2 separate regions of the Homo sapiens genome follow, and region 1 is linked to region 2. The links are chromatin loops, found by intact Hi-C in ENCODE. Cell type or tissue: endothelial cell of umbilical vein. All regions are shown on one strand. Each heading gives the region's core, and the rest is flanking DNA. Links, peaks and the distances in the headings are about the cores only. Region 1 has its middle 12 kb from the start of SPATA13. Region 2 overlaps SPATA13 (spermatogenesis associated 13).

Region 1 (5,377 bases), core at 228-5,227, 72 kb after region 2:
TCTATACTGCTTAGTACTGTTAAAGACTATGCAGCTGGTAAAAATGGTAAAGTCTATTAAATACCTAGTATGTGCCAGGTTCTGTTCTAAGCATTTTACATGTTTTACTCATTTAATCCTCACAATAACCCTAAATGGTAGGAACTGCTAATATTACCATTTTACAGATAAGGAAGCTGAGCCCTCTCTGGTAGGTTGGTGATGTACCCACAGCTGGTGTTTGAACTTGGACAGTTGAGTTCCAGACCCAACACTCTTAAAAAAAAGGAAAAAAAACTCCAGTAATGGACATCTATTCATAATTTGAAATGTTTATTACAAAACCCTGACAGAGACAGGACTTTCATGTATATAACTGGGTATTTTCATTCTCTGTCAAATAAGTTGGTTGTAAATGATGAAACATTCAATATTACAGCCATTATTATTGTCTAGTGCATGGTTACTAACAGCCAGGCACTGTGTTGCATATTTCACTTCATCATTAAAACCAGGGAGAGTTTATCATTATTTTCATTTTACAAATGGGGAAACTGAGCCAGGAGTTAAACAAATGGTTCCGGGTCCTCAGCCCCATGTGTTTGACAGAGCAAGGATTCAGACCAAGATCTGCCTGTCTTTCAAAGTCCTGATGTAACCTGAATGCTGAAGGACGCATGCCCACAATCACAGCACAGATAGCTCAGCACTGCGGGAGGAAGCATCTGGGTCTGAGGGCCATCTCCTGGATTCTGTCTCCAGAACTGTGTGATTTGGGGCAAGCCTCTTAATCTGTGTGAATCTCAATGTTATCATCTGTAAAATTATGAGGATTATGAATCTTCGCAGGATTCCTGTAGGAATGGATTAAAATATGCAAAGACCCCAGACAGGGACTTGTCAACTCTTTAGTGGGGGTTTTGTAATGCCTAACTTTATGCATCAATTTGGCTGGGCCATGGCGCCCAGTCAAACAGCATCTAGACAGCAAACACATCTAAACAGCAGTCTCCGTGTGGCTGTGAAGGTATTTTTAGGTGATACTAACAGCTAAGTCACTAGACTTGAGTAAAGGAGAGAGTCCTCTGCCATGTGGGTGGGCCTTGTCCAATCAGGGGACAGTCATAGGAGAGAAGATGTGGGTTCCCTGAGGAAGAAGGACTTCGGCCTCAAGACTGCAACACAAAAGCCTGCCTGAATCCCCAGCCTGCTGTGGCCTGCCTTGCCCTGTGGATTCTGGACCCAAGACTTCAACATCAACTTTTACCTGAGTCTCCAGCCTACTGGCCTACTTACAAATTTTGGACTTGCCAGCCCTCAAATTTGTGTGCAATTCCTTAAAAAAAAAAATCAATCAATATTTATCTCTCTATACTTCCTATAGGTTTTATTTCTCTGGAGAACACTGACTAATTCAGGATGGATGGGAAGTTAGAAACAGCCTTAAAAAGGAGGTCCTGCCTGAACCAGGTCTCCCCAGAGGGCACCCATGCCAGTCGGTGACATCTCATAGGATTGGAACTCCCAGTGCTGAGATGCACTGCCATGCCACTGAGGCTGCAGGCTGCTCTCTAGGGGACTGGCAGGAGCTGTGCAGCAGTGATGCCACTTGAGAGCACTGAGGACATGCGGTGGGTGCACTGGTGCTGGGCAGGGAGAAACCCAGGGTGTTTGGAGAAGTGGAGGCTGTGGGAGGAGAGCACGGGAGACGGGCACTGTAGAGCCAATGTGTCTCAGGACAGAGGGTCTGGCCCACCATGTTCTAATGTGACTGTCCCCCATCAGTCCACCTAAGAATCTCAGCATTGCCCAGCTCCGTCTCCTCCAGGCTGCACACCTGGCCACCAGTCAGGCAGATACCAGCTTTCTGTGGGACAGTCCCCCGACTCTCCCATGCCCCACACTCTCCCTTCCCTCCCCACAGCCACCCTGTGGCACAGCAGCTCTCTCCCTCCCCGACAGCCCCTGGATGCAGGCCTTCCCATCTCTGTGTTCCTCCCCAACCACCTCCTGCTGCCCAAGAGCTCTTTCTGAAACACCCCCAACTCCTGTCAGGCCTCAGCACCCACACAACCGAGTTCAAGTTTCTTTGCATGTCATGCAAGGCCTGTGACAACCTGACCCGCAGCTCTCCAGCTCTATCCGCCCCGCAGGGCCTTTGTACAAGCCGCTCTCCCTCTGGGTTCTTCCCCACATGGGTGGGAGCTTTCCCGCCCCCATCAGCCATTTCCAGTGATTCAAATCCAAGCTTTTAGCTCCAAATTCAGGACGCTGCACTACACCACAGTGACAGAAGATCTAGGAGTGTTAGGTGGCCTCAGGGCATCTCTGATTCCTGAAAAAGTGGCAGCAGAACTCCTCTAATGAACACTAGAGTCAACCAGGGATTGTCTCTTCAGAGTCCACCCTTGGCCAGATTTGGACACAAAATTCTCACCAACAGAAAGGGAAGGTCCAGGAACAGAAGACAGGCAAAATGCCAGGGTGTTTTTCAAACTTCCGACCACAGCCCACAGTGAGATGCGTATTTCACCCCCACGATCTCACATATGAGAACATAAAGAGAATGACAAACGATGCCAACCTTTACTTCATGGGGTGTGTTCGGTGTTCTCTCTTCTCTCTTGGGTTGTTGTATTTAATTCTGGTGGAAATTTGCTAAATTCATTTCAGGACTCACTAATGAGATAAAGCCCATCACTGGAACACACTGCAGTGATCAGCAATGTGGAAAACGACCCAGTGTGATGGCAACAGGCAGGGGGCAGACAGGACGCCTCTTTCATCTGCCCCATGGCTTCTTCCTGCCCCCCTTTTGCCCACTACCTCCTTAGTCACAAATAAGTTTACCGTGACATTCAAATCCTCATTCTCCTTTGTTTGTGGACGGAGCCTACATTCCTCCAAGCCCAGTCACCAACCCTGAGTCACAGAGCCCTGCTCTCATGTGGCATGCATAGGAGAGCATTTCCTGGTATAAACAAACACTCATGGAAACCATGAATAATAAACAAGCCGCTCTACCAGAATGAACAGCAGCTCCTGTGTCCTTACTTCCCTTGTTCTACCCCTCCCTGCCTTCCTCAAGCTTTCCAGATCTCTCTGGACACACACTCATTGCTAGGACAGAATGCTCCTGTTTAGGTGTTTTACTTGTCTGATGTGTTTGGTCCATTAAGCCTTGTGTACAATGCCAACAGTTGTAGGCATAAGAAAAAGACTGAGCCAGTTCCTTGCAGAGATTCTCAACTCTTCAACCAAGTTCTCCCTCTGACTAAAAGCCTCTGGTCAACCATATTAAACTCCTAACGTATCACACTGGTTATGTGTACACCAAGGGCTTGTGTTTGATGCTTCAGGTCAGAAACTCCTGCAGGTACCCTGGGAGGCAGTGTTAAGGAGCAGAAAACTGAGATGGTTTCATTTTTCTGAGGTAATTAGGTAATACAGCACAGGGTTATACCCCAGCCTATTTATTCCAACCCTATGGCCATTTCTGCTCTGATGGGATGTATGCATTTCAGGAAAAAAAAATAAAAAAACAAAAAAGCCTTGTGTTCTGTGAAATTGTGCACAAAAGACAACGGGGCTCATGAAAGTAGGACTGAGACCCCTTGAACCCTGAGGACTTCATCACCAGAGCCCTAACAATAGTAACGATCGTAATCAAAAGACATAGGCAGTTGAAAAGGCACATTAGATTCCTAGCAAGGAACTACAACTGCAAATGCTGTGCAGGAATGTCTTTTAAAAATATGGGAAATGATATGATTCAACAATTTTACCCCTGGGTGTATGCGGAAAAGAACTGAAAGCAGGATCTTTAACAGATATTTGTACGCAACATAGTCATGGCAGCATTATTCACAAAAGCCAAAAGACAGAAACAACCCAGGTGTCCAGTGGTGGATGAATGGATTAAAAAAATGTGGTGTATACATACAATAGAATATTAGCCTTAAAAGGAAGGAGATTCAGACACATGCTACAACATGGATGAACCTTGAGGACCTTACGCTAAATGAAATGAACCAATCACAAAAAGACCAATCCCGTACGATTCCACTGATATGAGGTATCTAGAGCGGTCAAGCTCAGAAAAGGAAAGTAGAATGGTGTCTGCCAGGGGCTAGGGGTGTGGAGGGAACGGGGAGTTAATGTTTAATGGGTACAGGGTTTCAGTTTCAGCTCTGGAGATGGATGGTGGTGTTGGTTGCACAGCAATATAAATGTACTTAATAGACTTAAACATGGTTAAGATGGTACGTTTTGTTCTGTATATTTACTACAAGTTTTTTTAAAAGGTGTGGGTGGCTTCCTGGAAGGGGCTTAACAGCTTGAGAGTTGACCCTGCTGAGATATGAAGACAAGGGCAAAATGCTCCCAGATTGAGAGCACCGAGCAATCACCACTTCCAACGGAGAAGGGAGCACACAGAAGAGAGTGGATAGACAAGCTTGGCCAGCATTAACGTGTAGGGCAGAAATTGCTATGAATCAGCACAACTTTCACATGATGGTGACACTCTGCCCCTATTTACCAGTCACCTACAAGCTAAATTACAGAAACTCACATTTAGCAAAGCAGACTACACTCACTGTCATGGCCCAGTTACTCAATACGGTCATCATTCTATCTCCTTTCCACCTTCTCTGCATCCTGTTCTGCCTAAAGTACGAGACATGCATCACACATACCACCAGGCCAATTAATCAGAGTAGTCTTCTTGAAACAATTTTAATTATAAGTGGAAAAAGCATTCCATTCTTGATGGTAAGAAAAAAATTATCTGAACAATCAGATATCATCTTCCATCCAATGCATGCTTGGAGTTATGGGCAGCGGAAAATAATAAACTCATCCAGAGGCCTATTGGGCAATGAATTTATTGACATATTTCAAGACTCGCCAAGATGTTTTCTTCTCTTTATTTCTAAGTGAAAGGCATAGTTTTTCTAGGAAAAAAAAATCATGCCTGAATGAGATTTTTTAAAAGACTGGAGCTTGTAAAATGTTCAAAATTGGTGGGGGAGGGGTGGGGCGGGGACGGATGCGGTGGTAAAGAAATCTCAGTCCATCTGGGAGATAGGATATTCCGTAGTGTGTAGAGGGCATTTGAGACTGCAGGAAGCATAGCCGACCACGATGGAAAATGCTTTAGACACAAAGGTATATACTAATTAAATGTATAACATAATCATGGCATTCACATATCTCTAACCTGTGACAAGTAAGAGAAGTATTGGCATTTTTTTTAAATTGCTGTGCATTTCCATTTCCTTAGTGCCCTGTAAAAGAACATTTTAGAGGTTATTTATAGCCTACTTTCCTCTGTGTTAATTATCATACAGGTTTATGTATTATTTCTTATCTATGTAGATAAGATTATAGAGTACTT
Region 2 (5,377 bases), core at 202-5,201:
CGGTGCTAAGGGGGAGCCCCTGCTTGCCTGGGCTCCTGGGACAGCGCCATTTGGGATGGACTTTCCCAGGCCATGCTCCGAAGCCTCTCCCTTTGAACAGGCATTTGACCCCTCTCGGCTCTGAATTCCTTTCAGGACTGAGGACTTCAGTTTCTTAAAGGATCCCATTTTCCGGAAGGAGGCGAGGGTGTTCCATGTGGAGGAGTTCCCCACCAGGACCATGGAGTGGGGCCGCTCGGGGTGGGCACCCGTCCTCTTCCGACTGGTGGAAAAGAGGCGCACAAGCTTGGCTGGGCTGAGTTTGGCTTCCTGGGTGTCCGTGTCGCCACCAGGGCTGCAGCCACAGACTCCATTTCCACACGCAAGGGAGGTCACCATCTTGGCGTCTTTCAGGTCCGAGCCTGCACAGGGGGCTGCGGGGCCTGGCCCGAGGCCGTTTGGGGCAGTGGTCATGTTCTCCAGGCAGGGTGCCCAGGGCCGCACGGCAGCCTGGGTCATGGCCACGGGCACTGCCGAGTCCGCAGACCGCAGCTCCAGGCCTTCATCTCCAGGAATGCCGTCCTGGCACTCACACCTGCCTTGCACATCGGGCTCCTGGGTGGCCACGGGCTGCAGTGAAAGACAAAGCAGGCGGTTTAGCCATTTCCCACGCAGTAGCCCCTCTGCTCACAGAAGAAGAGGCACGCTCCAGCACAGGGCTGGTCAGATGAAAGCTACTTCAAACTCAATTAAAACTGTACATTTCCCCTCCATTCACTTCATAAGTTGAAGGAAAGATGCAAATATACATCCCTGGACAGAGAAGGGTAATTATGGGCTGTGCCACGGACATGAAGGTAAACTCCTGAGCTCACTGGAACCTGTGTAGGTGAGACTAGGAAAAAAACCGCTGGAATGAAAATATCTAGGTATCATTCAACACTATCTTTTCTTCTTATTTGAAATGGAAAAAAAAATAATTAGGAAATACCAAAAGAAAACCTCACAACGATTTCAAAAGCATGACATTAAAATGGCAGCCTGTGTTGAATCCAACATACCGAATACTCAAACCAAGTGCTGGCACACGCAGGAATAAGCATGAGGAGCAGAGATGGAGCCCCACATGCTGGCAGCTGCCTCCTGTCCAGGAGGGCTGAGACGCCCAAACACTAACTGAGAGCCTCACAGGGCCACCTAGACACAGGCGGGAAGGACTCAGCAAGGACATGCCAGGGCAGCCTCTGAGAAGGAAACACATTGGTGGGGGTCTTTTTCCAACTGGCCATACAGCAGAGAGAAGTGAGGATGCTGCTGAAGTATATTAGAAATTCAGGGTTGGGTGCAGTGGCTCACGCCTGTAATCCTAACACTTTGGGAGTCCGAGGCACGTGGATCACCTGAGGTCAGACGTTCGAGACCAGCCTGGCCAATATCATGAAACCTCATCTCTACTAAAAATTCAAAAATTAGCCAGGCGTGGTGATGTGCACCTATAATCCTAGCTACTCGGGAGGCTGAAGCAGGAGAATCGCTTGAACCTGGGAGACAGAAGTTGCAGTGAGCCAAGATTGCGCCACTGCACTCCAAACTGGGCGACAGAGTGAGTGAGACTCCGTCTCAAAAAAAAAAAAAAAAAAAATTCAGAGGTAAGAATTCAAATTAAACAAATTCGGCATCTTTTTCCTCTTCCCACGTGCCCTGACAACCACACACTACTGCACCCATGCCCATCCCACACATCCACTTCCACACCTTCCCCCAATACCTGTATCCATATCTTTACTGCACACACCTGTATACATACTTTCCCACACACCTGTGTCCATGCCTTCCCCACACACCTGTGTCCATCCCTTCCCCTCAGATCTTGTCCATGCTTTCCCCATCATGCACATCTGTGTCCAAACCCTTCAACCCCACACCTGGGTCCATGGCCCTCCCCTGAAAAATGAAAATCCTGCTCCCCCTTAACCTTTCCCATCAGGCCAAGACCTGCTTAGCCTTCAAGTGATAGCCTACATGTCTCAGCCCCCCGTTCTCAATAAATAGTTACTGGATGAATGAATGATAGATTATGATAATAACCATAAAAGACTACCAACTTTTAAGTACTTACTATATGTCAGGCCTCTGCCCTAAGGTCTTGGAAAACATAACGTCACTGAGTACACACAGAAACCTAAGAGGTCACAGAATGACTTGCATTTTTCAGACAACCAGATGGATACTCAGGCAGGTTAGGTCATTTGCCTGGGAGTCCTGCAGCTGTCCCCACAAAGCCCACACTCTTCTCCACTGCAGTAAACTAATGAACAGAGAAGCACAATGGGCATCTGTACCCCAGGCATCTGACTCCAATTCCTGGGCCTCACGACCCTGACTGTAAATAAATCCCAAAAATCTTTAGACATCAGTCAATGCCATTACCTCCAAGGCCACAGAGGCCAAAGGCAAGAGAGGAACAAGAGGAGGACATTTTTTAAAGATCTTGAGATCAGATCCCAATTTAGCGTATCCCTATCAAGTGCAGAATCTGACCCCATGCAAACAGAAACATCTCTCTTCTGCTCCTACGCCCCATGTTCTTGATGGGTTCTATTTTTATTTGCCCCTACATCATTTCCAGTGAGAAGGGATTCCCACAGACAGCCATAGGTAAAGGGTCAAAGAGTTGATTCCACCCGGGACAAGGGAGGCTACGATGACTTAGACCATCAGCCAATTCCATTCATCAGAAGACTGATGGGCTACCACACGCCCTCTGCAGTTTAATGTTCTAATGGAGGAATTAGGGGGCCAGAGGAGCTGGGGGTTACATTTGGATGAGCCACATAAGCAGAGGCTTGAATCATCTCTGCGATGAGACTGGATATGAAGCCTGTAACCAGTTGCAAAGTAAGTTCAACATTTGATATCACCTATCCAACCTCATGTGCTCTAGAAGGGATAGGGAATTTCATTGTTTCAGCATCTCAGAATCATGAAATGAATGAGATTGTTTAATCAAAAGGTCAAGTCCAGTTCACAGGCACTGACATTAGTAGTAATGGTCTTCTTATGACTCGCACTGAATACAGAAGAGAAGGCATGATTTCTGCCTTGTAATTCAGGGGATTAGACAGCTTCCTGACACCACCAGAGGGCACTATAAGACCTTTTATAACCAAGAAGGAAACAAGGGCCCAAGACATGGGAATCGGCCTAACCTTGGTGCTGTCATATGGCTCTTGAGTCAGTCATTTCAGTGATCTGTATTTCAGTGCTGTCTACAGAGGAAGAGGTACCAACATTTATGCATATACCCACTTCATGAGCATCTACTGGGTACAAGCGTCTGTGCGGGTCCCATGAGGAATTCAAGGCAATGATAAGGTAATCGCTCATTCTAGATAAGAAACTGGCAAGAGCAAAGCAACAGTCAACGACACACAGTACAACTGGGAGGCAGTACATTTGGGGGACCAGGTGTCTGACTGACCCAGGAATGAAGGGTATCTCAGGATATGGGACTTTCAGGGTTGAAACCAGCAAAGTTCCTTGCAAATGGGGTAACTGATCACTCTACAGTAAGTAGAACAGTATCATTGGAAGGAAAGCTCAGTGCGATAAATTAGTAAAATTAAGGTGAAAGTGGGTTTAGAAAAGCCTACACATCCTTAATCTAATACCTCATCATTCTTTGAGACGAACTGCAGGTGTCTCCTTCCCCAGGAATTCCTTCCTGAGCCCCCTGCAATGAATGAAATCCCTTACTCTGTGCTTCCACAGGCCTTCAGGCATCTCATCAAATTGTTTTTACCAAAATGGATTATAATGATAGCTTTATATGGCTGCCTTCAAACAAGACTGTGCACTCTCTGAGGGTAAGAATGCTGTGCTTTGCACACTTAGATTTAACTTCGATGTGAAGTCGTATCAGTTATCCTGCCTTGTCTAATCCGTACCAAGGTAAGAAGTTGTTACAACCCACTATGTTTTTATAGAGTGAAGAAGTTGAAATTTTCTAACACTCAGAACTTAATTTCTAGGATTCAGATTTCATAAAACACATGCAAAAAATTGGGGTTTCTAATTGGGACAATATGCTTTTTAAACGACCAGTGACTTAGTATTTTGTTCCTGAGCTGAACAACGTGATTGTTGTGTGCTGCTAAGAATGAAACTGAAAATTATGGAAAAAAAGCCTTTTCCTGGAATTTCTGAGTAACATACCAAGTTGCATTATTTAGAACTAATAATTTGACCTCAATTAACTAACCAAGGGTTGCAATTCAATTAGTGGTTTTGTAGCAAGTCTTATAAATTGTGGGAACTCTGCCAGAGATAGGAAGAGAACAGAACTAAGAAAGAATTTCAGATAGGAATATTGTGAAATCCACTGTCTACAAGCTGGATTCTAGGGTGTATGAACTTTAGAATGAAACTTTTTTTTTTTTTTTTTTGGTGATAATGAGAATTTGCACCAAAAACAAACAAACAAAAAAATGAAACAAACAAACAAAAAAGCTTCTGACCAGTAATTTTTAAATAAAAACTTAAATTTGAAATTCAGGAATATAGAACAGATTAAATGTACAAAAAAGCAGGAAGGTTTTTGTAATATACTCATCATGTACATCAGGAGTGTCTAACCTTCTGGCTTTCCTGGGTCACATTGAAAGAATTGTCTTGGGCCACACATAAAACACACTAACACAACTGCTGATGAGATTAAAAAAAAAATCGCAAAAAAAAAAACCCCTCATAATGTTTTACCAAAGTTTACGAATTTGTGTTGGGCCACATTCAAAGCTTCCCTGGGCCACATGCAGCCTGCGGCCCACTGGTTAGAGAAGCTTGATTTACATGATAACAAAGTGACACTGAAAGAAAACATATTGAAATCCAAAATGCTGAAGGAGTGAGTGCAGACCCTTAAATCACAGCTGCACAGAATGTTGCCCTAGGGAACATGTGACCCCTATTCATGCCAGTGAGGATGCTAGGGCCCAGTGAGGCTGAGTAGCTTACTACCATTGCTGTAGTGACAGCCCAGCAGGGTGGAAATCAGAGGGTCCACCCCAGCACTGCTACCTCCTGGCCAGAACCTGGGGGTCATGCTAGACCCTCTTCCTTCCCTACAGATTACACCAGGTCTAAGCGACTCTACTGCATGCCCACCAGCCCTTTGTCGGCATGGTGGCTGGTGCCTCATTCCCAGCCTGCATTACCTTCCACCTGGATGACCATGGTCTGGCTCACTGCCCACCCATCCTTCACTCTGCTGCCAGAGTCCATTCCACACTGCAGATGGGTGTGTCACTGAACCAGGGTCACTGGCTGCCTGTGGACTTTGAGGAGATGTTGAATGTCCTGTGCCTAATACAGGACGCCTTTCCCTCCAGCAGGGCTGAGC

Evidence for each region. A loop is a pair of places that touch in the nucleus more often than their neighbours do. Peaks named below come from ENCODE experiments on the same cell type or tissue, not always from the same donor. Only the 100,000 strongest peaks of a DNase experiment are listed, where the experiment ranks them.
Region 1: it touches region 2 in a loop (3-fold over the local background); 3 of 110 quality-filtered maps call a loop at or near these places.

The regions. Positions count from the first base shown.
Region 1 is chr13:24,146,504-24,151,880 of GRCh38, reverse strand. It overlaps a transcript of SPATA13 not described here. Among named protein-coding and RNA genes, the nearest start is that of SPATA13, 12 kb to the left of the region's middle. RefSeq lists an enhancer at 1,758-2,434. In endothelial cell of umbilical vein, for the core only: no CTCF peak of the experiment used is centred there; a DNase peak (open chromatin) is centred at 2,900; H3K27ac peaks cover 2,054 bases.
Region 2 is chr13:24,218,051-24,223,427 of GRCh38, reverse strand. It overlaps SPATA13 (spermatogenesis associated 13), which reads right to left. Exons shown (of 13, transcript NM_001166271.3): 2 at 1-609. The coding sequence starts at 498. Among named protein-coding and RNA genes, the nearest start is that of SPATA13-AS1, 34 kb to the left of the region's middle. RefSeq lists enhancers at 1-169, 2,043-2,337. In endothelial cell of umbilical vein, for the core only: a CTCF peak has its summit at 3,127 (motif pointing right); a DNase peak (open chromatin) is centred at 3,127.